2 separate regions of the Homo sapiens genome follow, and region 2 is linked to region 1. Evidence: read pairs that join two places in POLR2A ChIA-PET (ENCODE). Cell type or tissue: K562. All regions are shown on one strand. Each heading gives the region's core, and the rest is flanking DNA. Links, peaks and the distances in the headings are about the cores only.

What was found. Peaks named below come from ENCODE experiments on the same cell type or tissue, not always from the same donor. Only the 100,000 strongest peaks of a DNase experiment are listed, where the experiment ranks them.
Region 2: POLR2A ChIA-PET joins it to region 1 with 5 read pairs; 4 of 35 experiments call an interaction of 5 or more read pairs at or near these places.

The regions. Positions count from the first base shown.
Region 1 is chr1:112,824,937-112,836,546 of GRCh38, forward strand. LINC01356 (long intergenic non-protein coding RNA 1356) reads right to left here. Exons shown (of 7, transcript NR_103746.1): 4 at 3,541-3,575; 5 at 577-736. Among named protein-coding and RNA genes, the nearest start is that of LINC01357, 19 kb to the right of the region's middle. In K562, for the core only: no CTCF peak of the experiment used is centred there; no DNase peak of the experiment used is centred there.
Region 2 is chr1:112,883,473-112,895,082 of GRCh38, forward strand. It overlaps the pseudogene RPL39P8. Among named protein-coding and RNA genes, the nearest start is that of MIR11399, 7.2 kb to the left of the region's middle. In K562, for the core only: no CTCF peak of the experiment used is centred there; DNase peaks (open chromatin) are centred at 4,557 and 5,377.

The DNA of each region.
Region 1 (11,610 bases), core at 1-4,000:
TTGAAGAGGTTTTAAGTTCTTGAGAACACAGGCTAAGGGAGAAGAAGGAGGAATGGAGGGTGGAAGGTTGCCTATAGTGAAGGAGGCAAGTCCAGAGAAAAGACAGGGTAGAGACATGGAGAGAAGGGGTGGGGGGGTGCTTGCCCCCCAGGAAAGTGGAGAGAAGAGAGGGTAGAGACATGGCGGGAAGGGGTTGGGTGAGCAGCCCTGGGCTGCAATGTGGGTGAGCAGCCAAAGCAGGCATCCCTGCAATTGACTTGCCAGCAAGGGAATGTGGGTGAATGACCAAGGCAGGCGTCCCTGCGGTGATCAGACACTGATGAAATGTGGGTGAATAATCAGGCAGGTATCCCCACGTGATTAAACATCAAAGGAAGACTGTCTTCCTGAGTCCGTGACTGGCACCGGAGTTTTGGGTCCATGGATAAAACATGTCTCCTTTGTCTCTACCAGAAAAGGAAAGGAACTGAAATTAAGAGAAGGGAGAGATTGAAAGATGGCACCAAGATTGAAAGGAGAAAGAGGTTGAGGGATAGTGAGAGAGGTTGGAGAAGAGAGTAAAGAGGGGCCGCTTACCCGATTTAAAATTGGTGAGATGTTCCTTGGGCTGGTTGGTCTGAGGAGCAGAGATCGTAGGTGGATCTTTCTCATGGAGCAAAGAGCAGGAGGACAGGGGATTGATCTCCCAAGGGAGGTCCCCTGATCCGAGTGATGGCACCAAATTTCATTCGCGTTGCTGTGAAGAGACCACCAAACAGGTTTTGTGTGAGCAACAAGGCTGCTTATTTCACCTGGGTGCAGGTGGGCTGAGTCCGAAAGGAGAGTCAGCAAAGGGAGATAGGGGTGGGGCCGTTTTATAGGATTTGGGTAGGTAGTGGGAAATTACAGTCAAAGGAGGTTGTTCTCTGGTAGGCAGGGGCGGGGGTCACAAGGTGCTCAGTGGGGGAGCTTTTGAGCCAGGATGAGCTAGGAGAAGGAATTTCACAAGGTAATGTCATCAGTTAAGGCAGGAACAGGCCATTTTCACTTCTTTTGTGATTCTTCAGTTACTTCAGGCCACCTGGATGCATACATGCAGGTCACAGGGGATATGATGGCTTGGGCTCAGAGGCCTGACACTAAACCATGGATCAGCTTTTCCCCTAACATCCTTTTTAAGTTCCAGAATCAATCCTAGAATACTGTTACTGAAAGAGGTCCCAATCCAGACCCCAAGAGAGTTCTTGGATCTCCTGAAAGACAGTAAGGGAGGAGACCATCCCTCATATTGTTTTATGCCCAATTTCTGCCTCCAAAGAAAGAAGTAAAAACTAAAAGGCAGAAATGAAATCCACAGGCAGACAGCCCGGTGCCGTGCCCTAGGCCTGGTAGTTAAAGATCGACCCCTGACTTAACCGGTTATCTTATCTACAGATTCCAGACATTGTATGGAAAAGCATTGTGAAAATCCCTGTCCTGTTCCATTCTGATTATCGGTGCTGCACCCCCAGTCACGTACCCACTGCTTGCTTGATTGATCACAACCCTCTCATGCAGACCCCCTTAGATGTGTAAGCCCTTAGAAGGGACAGGAATTGCTCTCTCAGGAAGTTCAACTTTTGAGAAGCAAGCCTGCTGAAGTTCCTGGCTGAATAAAGCTCTTTCCTTCTTTAACCTGGTGTCTGAGGAGTTTTGTCTGTGGCTTGTCCTGCTACATTTCTTGGTTCCCTGATGGGGAAGCAAGGTGATTGGCAGACGGTCGAGGCAGCCCCTTAGGTGACTTAGGCCTGTCTTGTGGAGCATCCCTACGGGGTACTCCGACCAGCCTGAGTGACGCAGATCCAAACAGCACTCCCGGGTAGGCAATTGCCCCAGTGGGATGCCTCGCCAGAGCAGCGTGTGGCAGGCCCCTGCAGAGGATCAACACAGTGGATGAACACCGGGAAGGAACTGGCACTTGGAGTCTGGACATCTGAAACTTGCTAAGACTGGTCTTTGGAACTTGTGCACTCCATTTGAGTGGAAGCGTGGCCTGATCACCCATGGCGTGCCTCTACCAGCACTTTGGTTTTTGTTTTTTACTTGACTTGGATTACTTGATACTTTGGTTTTGGTTTTGGCCTGGCTTGGATTTCCTGATACTCTGATTTTGGTTTTGATTCTGGTTTGGTGTAAACTGTAAAAGTGTGTGTGTGCCCTTTTTACTTGTTCTTTGTTTTGTGGGGTGCGAGTGGTGTGAGTGTGGTGTTTTGTCTCGAGGAAGCATGGATCAGGCACAAACTAAGCCCACCCCACTAGGAACTATGCTGAACAATTTCAAGAAAGGATTTAAGGGAGATTACAGTGTTACTATGACACCAGGAAAACTTAGAACTTTGTGTGAAATAGACTGGCCAGCATTAGAGGTGGGTTGGCCATCAGAAGGAAGCCTGGACAGGTCCTTTGTTTCAAAGGTATGGCACAAGGTAAGCCAGGGCACCCAGACCAGTTCCTGTACATAGACACTTGGTTACAGCTGGTTTTAGATGCCCCCCACAGTGGTTGAGAGAACAGCAGCATAAGCAGCTGGCAGAGGCAAGGAAAGACCAGCAGAGAGAGAGAAAGGAAAGAGACAGAGACATTAACCACTGAAAATTCCCTTAACCCAGCAGGTTTCCTAACGGGATCTAAATCTTAATTACCATACCAAGGTTGACCAGACCTAGTAGGAACTCCCTGTAGGATAGGACAATAGATGGTTCCTCCCAGGTAATTGAAGGAAAAAAAAAGAAAAAAGCCATCTATACCAATTATAAGTTAATTTGGACTAAACAAGGTCTTATTAATAGCAAAGAATAATTGAAATCCCAAACTTACAAGGTTTTCAACAAAAGTAAAGTTTGCTAAATGTAAACAGTGTAACATGTATTATACTAACTTCTAATCTTGTGTCCTTAGACAGTCTAGTCCACAGATATAAAGGAAGCTTGCTTTGGAAAAGAATGGTTATCGTCTTCAAAAAAAAGGGGGGAAAAAAGAAGGGGCAGAATTTATCTAAAAAAAAAAATGTTATATGGTAAATTCTTGTCCTAAAATAAATTAACTGGTTGTTTAAAGAAAGAAATGTTTGTAATAAGTCAGAAAGTTGAGGCATGTCGAAGAATTGTCTGCAAAAGTCATGAAAAAAAGTTATAAAAAAAGAATTTATGCAAGAAATGTTGTACAATTTAAAAGTAATTAGGCCTCCTGAATGTAAAACTATTGGAGAAAAAGTTTATGTGCAAGGTGTATAAGAAAAGTAAACTATACCTCTGGTAAAAGGATTAAAAGGAAGCATAAGGATGTGGATTTTTACCTACATTAAAAGGTTTAAAAAAATTTGCTTTGAAGGTTTAAGCAAGTTTTAAAATGTTAATTGTAAAGGAAATTCTGTGTGTAAACATATTGGCTAAAGTTAAAGGGGTATCATTTTTTTTCTGTGAACTGAACATTAAAAAAAAACACAACGGGTTTTTCTTAAAGTGCTAACCTGCTCTTTAACAAAAATTATAAAAGGTTAAAAAGAGTCTATAAAAATCTTACCTTATGGTCTGACATTAAAAATTGAATAAATATGTCTACAAAGAAAACAAAGTTTAACATTAATAACACACTCAAATAAAGGTGACATTTAGCTTATCTGGTATAAACATACAGGAAGCGTTGTCAAATATAAAATGGTGTTTAGCTTTCTTTGGTCTAAAAACAAATAAAAATAGGTGAAAACAAATAAAAATAGGTGCTAAAGGAAATTTCTCAGTAAAAAGGCACCAAGGACTATAAAGTCCACTGCTGATGTCCCCACATTTAAAACAAAAGGTCAATTTCTTAAAAATTATATACTTGGTTTAGCACATGTACCACCCCTAGAATTTCCAGTAAAACAGCACCAGCCTGAAGATCATGTTCTTACCAAAGGGTGGAAAGAAGGAAAACTCGAGTCAGCCTGGGAATGACCCTATCTTGTGCTGTTAACCACCAAGACTACTGTTCATACAGCGGAAAGGGGATGGACTCATCACACCTGAGTCAAGAAAGTGCCACCCCTCCAGAGTCATGGGCCAGAGTCCCAGGGGAAAACCCTACCAAACTAAAGCTAAGAAAAATTTAACTTCTTCATCTATTCTATTACTCTTTCTTCTTTCCTCTCTCTATTGCTGACCATCTAGTTATTAACATAACCAAGTCAATTTCATCTCAAACTATTGCATTTAATGCTTGCCTTGTTACACCCTGTGGGGACTTGCCAAGTCAAAGACAGCTCTCTACTTCAGAAAAGTACCTCTGTCCCTCCTGACTCTCCTCAGACTGGGCATTAATAAATTGGGACCATTTAATCCAGGGAGATTTCGATAAAGACCCCAGTGACAACCAGGAGTCTTGCCCCCCAATTTAGAGCTTTTATGCCGTAGTTGGTCCAACGTTCTGTGGACCACTAAACAGCAAGGATGGACTGCCCCAACCAGTTTTTGTAATTTCCTAAAACCATACATTCATTTTACTAGAGGATCATAGAAGTTAAAGACTTAAAATGAACTTTGGCAATTAAGACAGGATATCAAGATGCAAATGCCTGGTTGGAATGGATCAAATATTCTGTCCACACATTAAACAAAAGTGATTGTTATGCTTGTGCATGTGGCAGGCCAGAGGCCCTGATTGTCCGCTTTCCACTAAGGTGGTCCTCCAGTAGACCAGGCATGGGCTGCATGGTAGCTCTTTTCCAGGATTCTACAGCCTGGAGTAATAAGTCATGCCAAGCTCTCTCTGCTATATCCTGAAGTCCGGCACCCTGTGGGTCAGCCACCAAGGGCCATCCAGCTTCCCTCTCCCAAAACTAAGTTCGCTTCATGTCTCTCATGACAGGGAGGAAACTTAGTGTTCCTTGGAGACCTGAAGGGATGCAGTGAGCTTAAGAATTTTCAAGAGCTTATGTATCAATCAGCCCTTGTTCATCCCCAAGCGGATGTGTGGTGGTATTGTGGTGGACCTTTACTAGGCACTCTGCCAAATAACTGGAGTGGCACTTATGCTTTAGTCCAGTTGGCTATCCCTTTCACCCTGGCATTTCATCAACCAGAGGGAGGAAAAATAAGACATCATAAAGTGAGAGAAGCCCCTTATGGGTCTTTCTACTCTCACATCTATTAAGACTCAATTGGAGTCCCATGGGGAATACCAGAACAATTTAAAGCCCAAAATCAAATAGCTGCAGGATTTGAGTCAATATTTTGGTGAGTGACAGTTAATAAAAATGTAGATTAGATAAACTACATCTATTATAACCAACAGCGACGATATTTTCATGAGTTAAAAGAAAAACGCATGTCGGCCCCAGCCCTGGGGCTACCTGACCTGACAAAACCTTTTACACAATATGTATTAGAGAGAGAGGAAAAAAAATGGCGGTTAGAGTTTTGACCCAGACTGTGGGGCCCTGGCCGAGACCGGTGGCCTACATCTCTAAACAACTAGAAGGGGTTTCTAAGAGTTGGCCCCCATGTTTGAGGGCCTTGGCAGCAACACCCCTGCTAGCACAAGAAGTGGATAAGCTAACTCTTAGGCAAAACCTAAACATAAAGTCTCCCCCATGCTTTAATAAATACCAAAAGACATCATTGGCTAACGAATGCTAGACTAACTAGATACCAAAGCTTGCTCTGTGAAAATTCCCGCATAATCATTGAAGTTTGCAACACCCTGAACCCCGCCACCTTGCTCCCGGTATCAGAGAGCCCAGTTGAACATAACTGTGTAAAAGGTGTTGGACTCAGTTTATTTCTGCAGGCCCAACCTCCGAGACCATCCTTGAACATCAGTAGACTGGGAGCTGTATGTGGACAGGAGCAGCTTCGCCAACCCTCGCAAAGTGACTCTGAAGAAGACCACAAGCCCTGCTCCAGTCACACCCAGAAGCTGACTGGTCCACGCATGGCCGAAGCATGAGGAAACTCATCGCAGGACTCATTTTCCTTAAAATTTGGACTTGTACAGTAAGGACTTCGACTGGCCTTCCTCAGACTGAGCACTGTTCCCAGTATATACATCAAGTCACTGAGGTAGGACAAAAGGTTGCTATAGTCCCATTATTTTATGGTTATTATAAGTGTACGGGGACTCTAAAAGGAACTGATTTATATAATGCTATACAAGGTATGTAGCCCAGGAACTGACCAGCCTGATGTGTGCTATAATCCATCTGAGCTCCCTATGACTACCATTTTTAAAATAAGTTAAAGACTGGCAACTTCTGGGTTCTGAAAAACCTCAATTATTAGACAATACTGTATAGCAAGGGTGAGGACGGACTTCACCCTTCCTATGGGAAGACTCAGCTGCCTTGGGCAAAAACTGTATAATAGTACTACAAAAACAGCCACTTAGTGGAGTTCAAACCACACTGAAAAAAATCTGTTTAGTAAATTTCCAAAGTTGCAAACCATGTGGACCCACCTGGCATCCCACCGGGACTGGACAGCCCCCACTGGATTATACCGGATATGTGGGCATAGAGCCTATGCCAAGTTACCTGACCAATGGGCAGGTAGTTGTGTTATTGACACCATTAAACCATCCTTTTTCCTACTGCCCATAAAAACAGGTGAGCTCCTGGGCTTCCCTGTCTATGCTTCCCGAGAAAAAAAAAAGCATAGCTATAGGCAACTGGAAAGATGACAAGTGGCCCCCTGAAAGAATCATACAGTATCATGGACCTGCCACTTGGGCACAGGATGGCTTGTGGGGATACCAAACCTCCATTTATATGCTCAACCAAATCATACAGTTACAAACTGCCTTACAAATAATCACTAATAAAACTGGCAGAGCTCCAACTGTTTTAGCCTGGCAAGAAACCCAGAAGAGAAATGCTATTCATAAAAATAGACTAGCCCTAGACTACTTGCTAGCAGCTGAAGGAGGGGTCTGTGGAAAGTTTAACCTGACCAATTGCTGTCTGCACATAGATGACCAAGGGCAAGTAGTTGAAGATATAGTTAAAGATATAACAAAGCTGGCACATGTGCCTGTGCAGGTGTGGCATGGGTTTAATCCTAGGTCCATGTTTGGAAAATGGTTTCCAGCACTAGGAGGATTTAAAACTCCTATATAGGAATTATAATAGTAACAGGAACCTGCTTGTTGCTTCCCTGTGTGCTGCCTTTGCTCCTTCAAGTAATGAAAAGTTTTGTCACTACCTTAGTCCATCAAAATACTTCAGCACAATTGTACTATATGAATCACTATTAATCTATCTTGCAAGAAGACATGGGTAGTGAGGATGAAAGTGAAAACTCCCATTAATGAGTGAGGTTCTCAAAGCGGGGGAATAAGGGAGGAGACCACACCTCACATTGTCTTATGCCCAATTTCTGCCTCCAAAGAAAGGAGAAGTAAAAACTAAAAGGCAGAAACGAAATCCACAGGCAGACAGCCCGTTGCCGCACCCTGGGCCTGGTTAAAGATCGACCCCTGACCTAACCGGTTATGTTATCTATAGATTCCAGACATTGTATGGAAAAGCATTGTGAAAATCCCTGTCCTGTTCTGTTCCATTCTAATTATCGGTGCATGCAACCCCCAGTCCCGTACCCACTGCTTGCTCAATCAATCACAACCCTCTCACATGGACCTTCCCCCTTAAAGTTGTAAGCCCTTAAAAAGGACAGGAATTCCTCACTTGGGGAGCTCGGCTTTTGAGACACAAGTCTGCCAAAGTTCCCAGCTGAATAAAGCTCCTTCCTTCTTTAACCCAGTGTCTGAGGAGTTTTGTCTGCGGCTCATCCTGCTACAAAAGAATCTGGGGGTAGTCCACAGAGTATAGTGAAAGCAAGTTTATTAAGAAAGCAAAGGAATGAAAGAATGGCTACTCAATGGGCAGAGCAGGGAGTTCCCAGAAGCAAGAGGAGGAAGGTGCCCACCTTAGGTCCAATGCTTGTTTATATATGAAATAACAAAGCAAATAATCATGGGGGAGATGTGCTCTACTACGCAGGCTTTTGACAAAGGATTGTGTAACTACTTTGTATAACTACTGTCTTCCACAAGAACCTATATTATTATCTTTATTTATTAATTTTTGAGACGGAGTCTCCCTCTGTTGCCCAGACCGGACAGTGCAGTGACATGATCTTGGCCCACTGCAATCTGCAACTCCCAGGTTCAAGTGATTCTCCTGCCTCAGCCTCCCAAGAAGCCAGGATTACAGGCATGTGCCACCACGCCAGGCTAATTTTTGTACTTTTAGTGGAGACAGGGTTTCACCATGTTAGCCAGGCTGGTTTCAAACTCCTGACCTCAGGTGATGCACCCGCCTCGGCCTCCCAAAGTGTTGGGATTACAGGCATGAGCCACTGTGCCTGGCCTAATATGGCATTTCTTTTCTTTTTCTTTTTTGAGATGGAGTCTTGCTCTTGTCGCCCAGACTGGAGTGCAATGGCACGATCTTGGCTCACTGCAACCTCTGCCTCCGGGTTCATGCGATTTTCCTGCCTCAGCCTCCCGAGTAGCTGGGATTACAGGCACCCACCACCACGCCCGGCTAATTTTTGTATTTTTAATAGAGACAGGGTTTCGCCATGTTGGCCAGGCTGGTCTCGAACTCCTGAGAAGCTGCAGGTGTTAGGAACTTGTTTGTTCACTGTTACTTCTCTCCTATCCAGAAGTGAGGCATATAGAACTTGTTCCAAAAAATAGTTTGGATGAATGAATGAATAAAAGGTTAATCCTATATCTATTGCTTCAATCAGAAAACTTATTTCCTTATAATTTACTGTTGTGTCTTTCCTTACTAGAAGGTAAAATCTATGAAATACAGACAGCTGGGTTTTGCTCCTTGCTGAATCCTCAATGCCTAGAACAGTGCTTAGCACTGGCACATGCTGTCATAATATCCACTGAATGACTATGTGGAAAGGTAGGCTTTCTCTTTTGGCCAACATCAGCATCTTTTTTGTGACATCAATGTATTTCAGATGTTTAGCTCAGTAAGATAATGGTTGAGAATAACCACAATACTGTGAGTGGCTGACAGCTGAACACTCTGGCTCCCTGAGGTAAATACTCACTTGCAGCTGAATGGTGATCAGAAGGGAACCACAGGAATGCTGTCTCCAAGAGCACTGCCTGCAAGAAGGAGGCACTGGTGGCCGGCACAGGTGGCCTGTGGATGCTACACTTCACAGCTTTGGTCCAGCACCAGCAAAATAGTGAGGCAAGACCATTGTGTTCTTGAGTTCCGTGTTATACTCACCTCTCTTTCACCAGAATGCAACTCTTGGAGAAGCAGAAAAAGTAATGTGCTTGTAATAACCATTCACGTCTTTATAGGAGTCAAGTGTCTCTAGCTAGAACCCTTTTATTTCACATCTATTCACTTTTCTTCTTTTATTATTAGTGACAAGGTAACAATCATATTCACATCAAGGAAAACTAGAATATGGAAAAAAATCATCTCAAGTATGTTTAGAATTTTGTGTGTATTTCCATCGCCCTTTATTTCTGAAAGTATATTATATATACAGAATTCACCTAGTTTGTAGTTTGTGTTCTGCATTTTTTTTTCTTTTTTCTTTTTTTTTTTTTTTTTTTCAGATGGAGTCTCGCTCTGCCGCCCAGGCTGGAGAGCAGTGGTGTGATCTCGCTTCACTGCAACCTCCGCCTCCCAGGTTCAATCGATTCTCCTGCCTCAGCCTCTCGAGTAGCTGGGATTACAGGCACGTGCCACCATGCCCAGCTAATTTTTTGTATTTTTAGTAGAGACGGGGTTTCACCATGTTAGCCAGGATGGTCTCGATCTCCTAATATCATGATCCACCCATCTCGGCCTCCCAAAGTGCTGGGATTACAGGCGTGAGCCACCGTGCCTGGCAGATGTTCTGCTTTTTTCATTTAACATTGTTTTATGCTTACAAGTATCTTTCCAGCTGGGCATGGTGGCTCACACCTGTAATCCCAACACTTTGGGAGGCCAAGGCCGGCAGATCACCTGAGGTCAGGCATTTGAGACCAGCCTGGCCAACATGGCAAAACTCCGTCTCTATTAAAAATACAAAAATTAGCAGGGCATGGTGGTGCACACCTGTAATCCCAGCTACTTGAGAGGCTGAGGCAGGAGAATCGCTTGAACCCAGGAGGTGGAGGTTGCAGTGAGCTGAGATCGCACCACTCACTGCACCCCAGCCTGGATGACAGGGCGAGACTCTGTCTCAAAAAAAGAAAAAAAAAAGTATCTTTCCATGCAATTAGACTTCATAACCACTTATTTAAATGCACTGCCATGCATTTAAGGATTTGATTTTTTTTTTTTCTTTTTCTTTGAAACGGAGTTTCGCTCTTGCTGCCCAGGCTGGAGTGCAATGGTGCAATCTCAGCTCACCACAACCTTCACCTCCGGAGTTCAAGTGATTCTCCTGCCTTAGCCTCCCGAGTAGCTGGCATGCACCACCACGCCCGGCTAATTTTGTATTTTTAGTAGAGGCGGGGTTTCTCCATGTTGGTCAGGCTGGTCTTGAACCCCTGACCTCAGGTAATCCACCTGCCTCGACCTCCCAAGTCCTGGGATTACAGGTGTGAGCCACCGCACCTGGCCTATTTTTTATTTTTTTGAGACAGGGTCTCGCTCTGTCACCCAGGCTGGAGTGCAGTGGCACAATCTTGGCTCACTGAAGCCTCGATCTCCTGGGCTCAAGCTATCCTCCTGCCTTAGCCTCCCATGTAGTTGTGCCTATAGGTCTGTGCCACCTCACCCGACTAATTTTTGTATTTTTTGTAGAGATGGGGTTTTGCCACATTGCCCAGGCTGGTCTCAAACTCCTGGGCTCCCTTGGCCTCCGAAACTGCTGGGATTACAGGTGTGAGCCACTGCGCCTGACCTACGATTTTCAACTATATTATTCATTTCACTGTCAGATAAGCCCGAAAAAGTCACTCAAAGAGTTTGAAAGACAAAAACTCAAGGTACTTAATATCTTTAAGACCTTGTTAAATATCAGGTTTGAAAAACGAAAGTTCACAAAATTATACAGATGACAAGTACATGAAAAAATGATCAACATCATTAGTCATCAGGGAAATGTAAATTAAAACCACACTGCCAACTGACTAAAATGATAAAGTTAAAAAGACTGACAATATCAGGCCGGGCACAGTGGCTCATGCCTGTAATCCCAGGACTTTGGGAGGCCGAGCGGGTGGATCACCCAAGGTCCGGAGTTCATGACCAGCCTGACCAACATGGTGAAACCCCGTCTCTACTAAAAATACAAAAATCAGCTGGGCATGGTGGTGCGCGCCTGTAATCCCAGCTACTTGGGAGGCTGAGGCAGGAGAATCACATGAACCCGGGAGGTGGAGGTTGCAGTGAGCCGAGATCACGCCATTGCACTCCAGCCTGGGCAACAAACAGCGAAACTCCATCTAAAAAAAAAAAAAAAAAAAAAAATGACTGACAATATAAACTGCTGACAAGGATGCAGAATACCTAGAATTCTCACACATTGCTAATGGAATTACAAAATTATAGCCACTTAAAGAATAGTTTGGTAGTTTCATATAAAGTTAAACATGCATTTGCCATATGACCAGCAATCCCGATCCTAGCCATTTACACAAGAG
Region 2 (11,610 bases), core at 3,747-7,746, 62 kb after region 1:
AGTAGCCATGTGACCTTAATGAGCAAAAATTACTTAACTTCAGTTTCATCATCCACAAAATGGGGACAATAATTACCTAGCAGAAGTATGAAGATTTAGAAATTAGGAAGGTAAAGCACCTGATCAACAGTAAACACTGTTATTATATTCTTTATTAATACACAGACCCCTCCCCACCCAGGATGGCTCCGGGCCTCTCACCTTTCTAAAAAGCAGGCATCTTTTCTGGGCTCCAAGAAAAGTAGTCCTCCAGCCTGGCCAAAACAGTGAAACCCTGTCTCTACTAAAAATACAAAAATTACCCGGGCATGGTGGCACGCACATGTAGTCCCAGCCACTCAAGAGGCTGAGGCAGGAGAATCGCTTGAACCCGGGAGGTGGAGGTTGCAGTGAGCCGAGATCGTGACACTGTACTCCAGCCTGAGCGACAGAGTGAGACTCTGTCAAGAAAGAGGCTGGGCGCCGTGGCTCAAGCCTGTAATTCCAGCACTCTGGCAGGCCGAGGCGGGCGGATTGCGAGGTGAGGAGATCGAGAGCATCCTGGCTAACACGGTGAAACCCTGTCTACTAAAAAATACAAAAAATTAGCCAGGCGTGGTGGCGGGCGCCTGTAGTCCCAGCTACTCGGGAGGCTGAGGCAGGAGAATGGCGTGAACCCGGGAGGCAGAGCTTGCAGTGAGCCGAGATCATGACACTGTACTCCAGCCTGAGCGACAGAGCGAGACTCTGTCTCAAAAAAAAAAAAAAAAAGAAAAGAAAAAGAAAAGCGGGCCAGGCGTCGTCGCTCATGCCTGTAATCCCAGCACTTTGGGAGGCCAAGGCGGGCGGATCATGAGGTCAGGAGTTCAAGACCAGCCTGACCAACATGGTGAAACCCCATCTCTACTAAAAATACAAAAAAAAAAAAAAAATTGCAGGGCGTGGTGGCACACGTCTGTACTCCCAGCTACTCAGGAGGCTGAGGCAGGAGAATCGCTTGAATCCGGGAGGCAGAGGTTGCAGTAAGCCGAGATTGTGCCACTGCACTCCAGCCTGAGCAACAGAGCAAGACTCCATATCAAAAAAAAAAAAAGAAAAAGAAAGAAAGAAAAGCAGTCCTGGCCGGGCGTGGTGGCTCACACCTGTAATCCCAGCACTTTAGGAGGCCGAAGCAGGCGGATCATGAGGTCAGGAGATCGAGACCATCCTGGCCAACATGGTGAAACCCCGTCTCTACTAAAATACAAAAAATTAGCCAGGCGTGGTGGTGCACGCCTGTAGTCCCAGCTACTTGGGAGGCTGAGGCAGTAGAATCATTTGAACCCAGGAGGCGGACGTTGCAGTGAGCCGAGATCACGCCACTGTACTCCAGCCTGGTGACAGAGCAAGACTCTGTCTCAAAAAAAAAAAAAAAAGGAAAAGAAAAGCAGTCCTATAATTTGCCTGCACTAGCGTGATAATGAAATGGTAAAAAGTTAATGTCACCCAGGCAGTAATGGATCAATTTCTCCCTGTTAACAGGAGACCTCTGGGAAGATACCTTGATTCCAAAGAGTGAATTTATTGGATGGCAGGCAGTGAGTCCTGTGGGTGATGAGCCAGGTGGGTCTCTCCTTTACTCCTGGATCTTACAGCAGTAGAAACACAGAACTTTTCGACTTTCTGAGCAGAAAGAGGCTGAGTTGGCTGCCTGTTTCAGTAGGAGCCCAGAGGCTTTGTCTAAGGCCCTGGTGATGTCCCTTTCCTATCATGGGTTTAAGAAGTCAGGAGCTGGCCGGGCATGGTGGCTCACGCCTGCAATCCCAGCACTTTGGGAGGCTGAGGTGGGTGGGTGGATCACCTGAGGTCAGGAGTTTGAGACCAGCCTGGCCAATATGGTGAAACCTTGTCTCTACTAAAAATACAAAAATTAGCTGGGCGTGGTGGCGTGTGCTTTTAATCCCAGCTACTCAGGAGACTAAGGCAGGAGAATTGCTTGAACCTGGAGGTGGAGGTTGCAGTGAGCCGAAATCGCACCACTGCACTCCAGCCTGGGTGACAGAGCAAGACTCCATCTCAAAAAAAAAGAAGTCAGGAGTCAAGTTCCTCCAGCACTGGCAGAGGGGAGAAGGCATGAACACGGGCTTAGGGTCTGTAAGATTTTCCCTTCTTCCCAGCTCACCCTCAGCCTCCCATCTCTGCTTCAGAACCTCTCAATCAACCAGGTAACTCCCTTAGGTGAGGCTGGGAGAAGCCTCATTCATGGCACACAATAGGTGCTTACTATTCCACATAACAGGTGGATTGAGTTGAATGCAGGCCATAAAGGTGTTGGGAGGGAAGAGGCTTTCAGTGAACTTAGTCCAGGAACAGGGAGACTGTGGGTGGGCAGCGCCCCAGTATCAAGTGCCAGGAGCCGATGAAGGCCCTGCCCTATTGGGTGAGCCCACTGCCGAAACCTGGCAGCCACTCAGGTTCCTCCCTGCCCCCACCCCCACACCCGACCTGCTCAGCCTCCTCCTAAACTACCTGGAATTGGCTCTGCCTATTTCCAGTCCTTCTCTAGGGCATTATTATTTCCAGCCCAGAAGGCTGAATTATAAATGAAATTCTTGTCTGCAGTCCTGCCCTCTTACAAACTGTTGCACAAACCCCATCAAAGTGATATTTCTGAAACCAAAATGATGATCCTTCTCCCTGCTTAAATACCTTCTATGGGCCAGGCATGGTGGCTCACGCCTATAATGCCAGCACTTTGGGAGGCCAAGGTGGGCAGATCACTTAATGTCAGGAGTTCCAGACCAGCCTGGCCAACATTGTGAAACTCCATCTCTACTAAAAATACAAAAATGTTTAGTATTTTTAGGTGTGGTGGCACATGCCTGTAGTCCCAGCTACGTGGGAGGCTGAGGCAGGAGAATAGCTTGAACCCGGGAGGCAGAGGTTGCAGTGAGCCGAGATGGCACCATTGCACGCCAGCCTGGGTGACAGAGAGAGACTGTGTCTCAACAAACAAACAAACAAAAAAACCTTCTATGGCTCCCTATTGCCTACACACTAAAGCTCAAATTTTTTCTTTTGTTAAAAAAGACCACTATGGGCTGGGCGTGGTGGCTCACACCTGTAATCCCAGCACTTTGGTAGGTTGCAGTGAGCCAAGAGCCCTTTTTTTTTTTTTTAAGAAGGAGTCTCACTCTGTCACCCAGGCTGGAATGCAGTGGCATGATCTTGGCTCATTGCAACCTCCACCTCCTGGGTTCAAGCGATTCTCCTGCCTCAGCCTCCCGAGTAGATGGCACTACGGGCACCCGCCACCATGCTCAGCCAATTTTTGTATTTTCAGTAGAGACGAGGTTTCACCATGTTGGCCAGGCTGGTCTCGAAATCCTGACCTTGTGATCCACCCGCCTCGGCCTCCCAAAGTGCTGGGATTACAAGCATGAGCCACCGAGCTTGGCCTAAATCAAATTCTTTAAAATGACACACAATGCCCCCTGAGACCTCTGACCCCTGTCCCTGCTTTCCTCTCCAGCTGCATCTCTTACCCACCACCCTCACCATCTCTCTATGCACTGGTCAGACCAAACTGTCTACTCCTGGCCTGGCAAATGCCATGCTCCCTCCATCATTCAGGGCTTTGTGTATGTGTATGCCCCCTCAAGGTGGAATGAGCATTGGTACACATACCCCTTGTTTCCCTCTGCTTAATTTGGTCAATTTCTATTTGTCCTTCAAGCATCATACTATACTTCCCTTCTACCGGAAAGCCTCCATCCACTGACCTCTCCACCTTTGCCATCCAAGATTGGGCCTGGGTGCCCACCCACCCCAGGCTCCCACAGCTCCCTATGCTCTCCTGGCTTTTATGAAGAAGTTTTTTTTTTTCATTCACCAATTTACTTTATGCTCCCTCTTGAGTCTATATATTTCTACAGGATAGGAACCCATCTTGTTTGCCGTGATCTCTCCTAGGGCCTAGCACAGTGCAGCCATATAGCAGGCATGTAGCAATAATGGCTATAATATCAACCATAGCCCACATTTATTCAGCAGGCACTATCATGTGGTGGGAAGCATTCAGGATGCTGTCAGTCATAGTGTGCTTAGTACTCATGTGGCTGCATAGCACCCAGGATCCATTCCCACCAATCTCCTGTCCTTTGGAGGCAGATAGGTGAAAACCGCGTTTCCCAGCCTGACTTCTTTGAAAGCAATGGGTACATACGGGGATCCAACATTTAGGCCCTCACATGAGATTTGGAAGGTGGAAGAGGCAGAGTCCGCCTTCCTGCTGCTTTGGCTGGTTCTTTCTGGCAAGCAGGGCCATACAGATGCACGCTTTTTCCTGCAGCAGCATCCAGTGTCCAGTTACCACCTGCGGGGAATACGGGGACAGTTGGTGGCAACAGCTGTGGAGGCCCCATCTGCTCCCTGGACCACAGCCATGCCAGTGTAACCCAGAACTCTGCAGTGCCAATGGAAATCTCCAGGTGCCATACCTTGCTTCCTGCTCAGGTAGAGGTGGCAGACCCTCTGGACTCAGCCTTACTTCCTCTCCTCTCCCCATCCAGACACTCCAAGCACCCTGTAATCACCCAACCTTTGTCTCAAATCACTTTCTGCTCAAAGTACCTCCAGTGGTTCCTATGTCCTGCACTGAACTCTGCTGACTCATACAATTTTTTTTTTTTTTTTTTTTTTTGATACAGAGTCTTACTCTGTCACCCAGGCTGGAGTGCAGTGGCACAATCTCGGTTCACTGCAGCCTCCGCCTCCTGGGTTCAAGTGATTCTCCTGCCTCAGCCTACTGAGTAGCTGGGACTACAGGCACACACCACCATGCCCGGCTAATTTTTGTATTTTTAGTAGAGACGGGGTTTCACCATGTTGGCCAGGATGGGCTCAATCTCCTGACCTTGTGATCCGCCCACCTCGGCCTCCCAAAGTGCTGGGATTACAGGCATGAGCCACCGCGCCTGGCCAGACTCATACAATTATTATCCTTATTTTACAGAGGAAGAAACTAAGGCCCAGAGGAGTTAAGTAATCTTCCCAGAGCCTCACAGCCAGTCAGTGGTAGAACCAGGCTTTGAACCCAGGGCTTTCTGACCCCAGCACCCACCATACTTGCTGCCTCTGAGAATATGTGTTGCTGCGTGCCCGATGTGGGAGGAGGCACAGAGAGCCTTCTGGCAGGGGGCTGGGCTGACTCCCATGCAAGCAGGTCCTGAGGCAGGGTCCCAAGGTGTCTGCCCCTTCCTGAGCAGCACAAACTGCTCAGCTTCCTGGGGAAGGTTCCAGAAGCTAAGCTGCCCTAGATGGGATAAGGGGCAGGGAGGCTGCCTAGGAGAGCCAGGCTGTCTAGTCACAATGTCAAGCTTGTGGAAGAAATATTCCTTTTGTGGTTCATATCCTTCTTGTTGCTCTAATCACTGGGAGACCATCTGGTACATCGTTGATGGCTGCAAACGTGCATTTAAGAGCTTGAGAGAATACAGCACAACAGGGAGGCCACCATAATGACTGTCAGGACAATATACCAAAAGTTTGGAGTGTTTCTTAGTCAAGGTCCCCATGAACCAAACCAATGAAAATAAACAAAAGAAAACAAAAAGTTAATGGCTAGAACAAACTATTAACTCAGTCTCTGAGTCTACAGGGCAGTAAAGAAGATTTCTGTATGTTGGTCTGTTCCATGATAAGCAGGTCTATACAATCCTACCCACAAATACCGAGAGAGCTGACAGGCTGGCCAGTTGCAGTGGCTCACACCTGTAATTCCAGCCCTTTGAGAGGCCGAGGCAGAAGGATCACTTGAACCCAGGAGTTTGAGACCAGCCTGGGCAACATAGCAAGACCCCCATCCCTATTTTTAAAAAGAAAGAGAGCTCAGAGGCTGAAAAAAGAGGGTGACAAATCCAGTTTCTTAGAAATAAACATTTAATAGGAATTCACAAACAGAAGTCATGACTTGGGCAGCCACAAGATGGTGGATCCCTGCACTGTCAATATTACTCTCCAGACCCAGGGCTTATACACCATAGGGAAAGGGCATATGTGCTTCAGGAGGAATGTGTGGGACAATTGAAGTTGATTCCTTAGGGAAAGGCAAGCACACTATGTGCATCATAGCCTATAAATTGCCTGAGGGCAGGATTTATGTTAAGTGCATGCTAACATTACACAAAGTAGAAATCTCAATGACATTCCCATAACTGGGGTTAATCAGAAGTCAAAGTGGCAAATTAGCATCCAAGATGGAGCTGCTTTAACCTCCACATGTTCTCAAAGCATTTTCATTTGGAAAGGGGTCAGGCACTGGCAGTCTGACAGATTTTCCTGGTTCGCAGTTTGCACCAGGTGTTCCAGTGAACTTTCTGAGTAGTTCATACAGCAACAGGCATGAAGGTTGTTCATATAGAAGCTGTTATGATAATTTCTCTGAAGCCTGTATCAAGTCTTCCAGCTTTGACTTGCAGAGCTCTTAAGACTAGAAATCTTTTTTTTTTTTCTGAGACAGATTCTCATTCTCTTACCCAGGCTGGAGTACAGTGGCACAATCTCGGCTCACTGCAACCTCCACCTCCTGGGTTCAAGTGATTCTCCTGCCTCAGCCACCTGAGTAGCTGGGATTACAGGTGTGCGCCATCACACCCGGCTAATTTTTGTGTTTTTAGGACAGACGGGGTTTCGCCTCAGGTGATCCACCCACCTTGGCCTCCCAAAGTGCTAGGATTACAGGCATGAGCCACTGCGCCCGGCTGACTAGAAACCTTTTTAAGCCAGGCCAGTTTTGTTCCAACGGGTGCTTTATTGGCTCCGTAATGCCAGCCTTAGTTCCTTAAAGCTGCCTAGTTGTATCTCAAAATATAACATTCCAGTTAAAGCCTTGGTTAATTTAACCAGTGTTTCCATTATGTTTGCTACAGGAAAACAGGTTCTTACTGAACTTATGCAAACAATTATATTGCCATAAACATAAGGATACTCACTAATAGTTTCATAATTCTGGAGGGATCAGGTAGGGAAAAAAAGTAAATGTTATAATTTTTGTTCACAAAAGTATACTTTACCAAATTTCTATAAGCTACAGATAGCTTAAGAAAAAAGAAAAAAAAATCTTAAAGAAAACAAATTTATTTTATTTTATTTATTTATTTGAAATGAAAGGCCTCATATTTATTACTGAACCCAGTCAACCAACACGTTCATAACAGATTCAGAGAGGAAAACATTTCGAACTGTCTAGATAGTGGTGACATTTTCAGCTTGATATGGTAACGTGATTGTGACCTTCAGACAGCATCAATATGTGTGCCGTCTTATATGCAATTCCTTATAGATCCAGCTTGGTTCTTCTCCAATGTCTCCTTTTGGAGTTGTACCTGAGTTTATTACCAGTTTTCATCTGAATCCACTGGGGAATGGGACAATTTTGCTTTTGTTTCTTGGCCAGGAATGGCTTAATCCTGAAGGTCTTGTGAGAAGACATGGCGAGAAGTGGAGTCAAGCACACACCATGACGGCGGAGAAAGGAAGAGAGTATTCTATTTTATTCACTTATTTTTTTTTTTTTTTGAGACAGAGTCTTGCTCTGTCACCCAGGCTGGAGTGCATTAGCATAATCTCGGCTCACTGCAACCTCCACCTCCCGGGTTCAAGTGATTCTCCTACCACAGCCTCCCAAGTAGCTGGGATTACAGGCGCCCACCACCATGCTCAGCTAATTGTTGTATCTTTAGTAGAGACGGGGTTTCACCATGTTCGTCAGGCTGGTCTCAGAAGTCCTGACCTCAGGTGATACACCCCCCCTCTGCCTCCCAAAGTACTGGGATTACAGGCACGAGTTACCGCGCCCGGCCTGGAAAACAAATATTAAAGAACCAGAAATGTTTTAAACAAAAAGGCACAAACATTATCCTTGTCAGTTTATTCAGTCTATGTAATTAATTCTTGTCCTGCCTAGTATTGGGTTAGCAGTTTCATGAACCCATCAATTTCCTTAGAATTGATCCATGAATCTCCTTGAAGATGAAACATTTTAGGATTATAATTGTTTGCAAAAGCTTTCAGGAAAGTGTCAGAGTAAAATAGTTAACTGTCTGAGGATAACAAGACTTAAAATGGCCATCATTAAAAATCTGATATGAGTTTATTATAATACAATTGACATAGAAAATTCATTATTGGCTGGGCATGGTGGCTCATGCCTGTAATCCCAGCACTTTGGGAGGCCAAGGTGGCAGATCACCTGACGTCGGTAATTCAAGACTAGCCTGATTAACATGGAGAAACCCCGTCTCTACTAAAAATACAAAATTAGCCGGGCGTGGTGGCGGGCGCCTGTAATCTCAGCTACTCAGGAGGCCGAGGCAAGAGAATCACTTGAAACTGGGAGGTGGAGGTTGTGGTGAGCCGAGATCACACCATTGCACTCCAGCCTGGGCAACAAGAGTGAAATGCTGTCTCAAAAAAAAAGAAAAGAAAAGAAAAAGAAATTTCATTATTTATGTGACATGCAACATTTTAACATAATAATCAAAATTATGACTGATACTATTATACCAGGACATGTTAGATTTTTAGAAATTTCATATAATTTCTGGAATACTCATATCAATTACAAATATAAGGTTTTAGCAGCACTTATCATTTGACAATTCTCCTCATATAATTTAACATCTAAAATAAGCCTAATCAGTTTAATATCTCTCTTTTTATACAAATTATTTTGATACATTCAAGAAACCTGTCTGGAAAATCCCAAAGTTAAAGTGAAGAAAAAAACAATTTAGCCAGGCACAGTGGCTCATGCCTGTAATCCCAGAACTTTGGGAGGCCTAGGCTGGCTGATTGCTTGAGCTCAGAAGTTCAAGACCAGCCTGGCCAACATGGAGAAACTCCATTCTGTACTAAAAATACAAAAATTAGCTGGGCATGGTGCTGTGTGCCTGTAATCCCAGCTACTCGGAAGGCTGAGGCAGGAGAATCACTTGAACCCAGGAGACTGAGGTTACAGTGAGCTGAGATCATGGCACTGCACTCCAACCTGGGCAACAGAGTGAGAAGCCATATCAAAAACAAAAGAAAAAAACAATTTAGAATTTGATTTTGGGAAGTTTGTTGAAAATATCAAAGGTTGAAAACACTTGATTTAGGCCAGGCACGGTGGTTCACACCTGTAATCCTAGTACTTTGGGAGGCCAAGGTGGGCGAACTGCCTGAGCTCAGCAGTTCGAGACCAGACTGGGCAACATGGTGAAACCCCATCTTTACTAAAATACAAAAAATTAGCCAAGCATGTTGGTGTGCACCTGTAGTCCCAGCTGAGGTGGGAGAATCGCTAGAACCTGGGAGGCAGAGGTTGCAATGAGCCAAGATCATGCCACTGCACTCCAGCCTGGGCAACAGCGAGGTTCTGTCTCCAAAAACAAAACAAAACAACACTTGATTTAACAGGATCACAGATAATTATGAAGAAATGCCAAAGTGACTAAACATTTCAAAGGCAAGTACAGAAAATTAGTTTTAAAAAAATTAGCAGTTTTAATATTGAGAAGACTAAGTTCTTAAATAATCAAAAGACCTAACACAGGCTGGGCACGGTAGCTCACGACTGTAACCCCAGCACTTTGGGAGGCCAAGGTGGGCAGATCACCTGAGGTCCAGAGTTCAAGATCAGCCTGACCAACATGGAGAAACCCCATCTCTACTACAAATAGAAAATTAGTCAGGCAAGGTGGCACATGCCTGTAATCCCAGCTACTCAGGCAGCTGAGGCAGGAGAATTGCTTGAACCTGGGAGGCAGAGGTTGCAGTGAGCCGAGATTGCACCATTGCACTCCATCCTGGGCAAGAAGAGTGAAACTCCATCTCCAATTAAAAAAAAAAAAAAAAAAAAAAAGACCTAATACAAGACAACATGAAGCACATGAAATTTTCTTGATAAAACACAGAAGCTTTTTTTTCCCCCTCACACAGATCACTTCGAAGATAATCCCTTTCAGTCTCTTATCTACTCCAAGGAAACCCTATTGTTTTAAAAGAAGAGGCCAAATGTGTCTGGGTGTGGTGGTACTGTAATCTTAGCACTTTGGAAGACCCTGGCTGGCAGATTGCCAGAGCTCAGGGGTTCGAGACCAGCCAGCCAAACTTGGCGAAACCTCGTCTCTACAAAAAATACAAAAATTAGGCAGGCATTTTAATGGCCTGATGGGTTCACCTTGCCGGTTGCTTAGATATAGCTAATTTATCAAAACAGGGGAATTGCAATAGAGAAAGGGTAATTCATGCAGAGGCAGCTGTGCTAGAGACTGGAGTTTTATTATTATTCAAATCAGCCTCCTGGAGCATTTGGTGATCAGAGTTTTTGAGGATAATTTGGTGGGTGGGGGAAGGCCAGTGAGTTGAGAGTGTTGATTGGTTGAGTCACAGCTGAAATCATGGGAAGTTGAAGCTATCCTCTTGTGCTAAGAGTCATTTTCTGGGTGGGGGCTGCAAGATCAGTTGAGCCAGTTTATCTACTCCGTGGTGCCAGTTTATCAGTCAAGTGCAGGGTCTGCAAAATATCTCAAGCACTGATCTTAGGAGCAGTTTAGGGAGGGTCAGAATCTTGTAGCCTCCAGCTGCAAGACTCCTAAGCCATAATTTCTAATCTTGTGGCTAACTTGTTAGTCCTACAAGGGCGGTCTAGTCCCAGGCAAGAAAGAGGTTTGTTTTGAGAAAGGGCTGTTTTGTTTTAAACTGTAAACTATATGTTTCTTCCAAAGTTAGTTTAGCCTATGCCCATGAAGGAACAACAACAGCTTAAAGATTGGAAGCAAGATGTAGTCGGTTAGTTAGATCTCTTTCACCGTCTCAGTCGTAATCTTGCAAAGGGCAGTTTTAGCATGGTGGCATGTGCCTGTAGTCTCAGCTACTTTGGGGGCTGAGGTGGGAGGATCACATGAGCCCAGAAGTCCAGACTGCAATGAGCCGTGTTCACACCACTGCACTCCAGCCTGGGTGACAGAGTGAGACGGTCTCAAAAAAAAGATCAAATTCTAGTTTTGCATCAGTGTAACTTTGACATTAAGATTCATTTTTAAAAACTCCCGAGAGGTGACAGCATGCTGGCAGTCCTTGCTGGCTCTTGGCGCCTCCTCAGCCTCAGCGCCCACTCTGGCCACGCTTGAGGAGCCCTTCAGCCCGCTGCCGCACCGTGGGAGCCCCTCTCTGAGCTGGCCGAGGCTGGAGCCGGCTCCCTCTGCTTGCGGGGAGGTGTGGAGGGAGAGGCACGGGCAGGAACCGGGGCTGCGTGTGGCGCTCGCGGGCCAGCGCGAGTTCTTCGTGGGTGTGGGCTCGGCAGGCCCTGCACTCAGACTGGCCCGCCGGCCCCGGCAGTGAGGGGCTTAGCACCCAGGCAAGCAGCTGTGGAAGAGGCGCCGGGTCCCCCAGCACTGCCAGCCTGCCCGCGCCGCCTCAAATTCTTGCCGGGTCTCAGCCACCTCCTTGTGGGGCAGGGCTCGGGACCTGCGCCGCTGCGCTGCGGCGCCCCTTCCCATCGACAGCCCAAGGGCTGAGGAGTGCAGGTCTGTGGTGCAGGACTGGCGGGCACCTCGGCCTGCGGCCCTGGCGGGGGGATCTACTAGGCAAAGCCAGCTGGAGAACTTT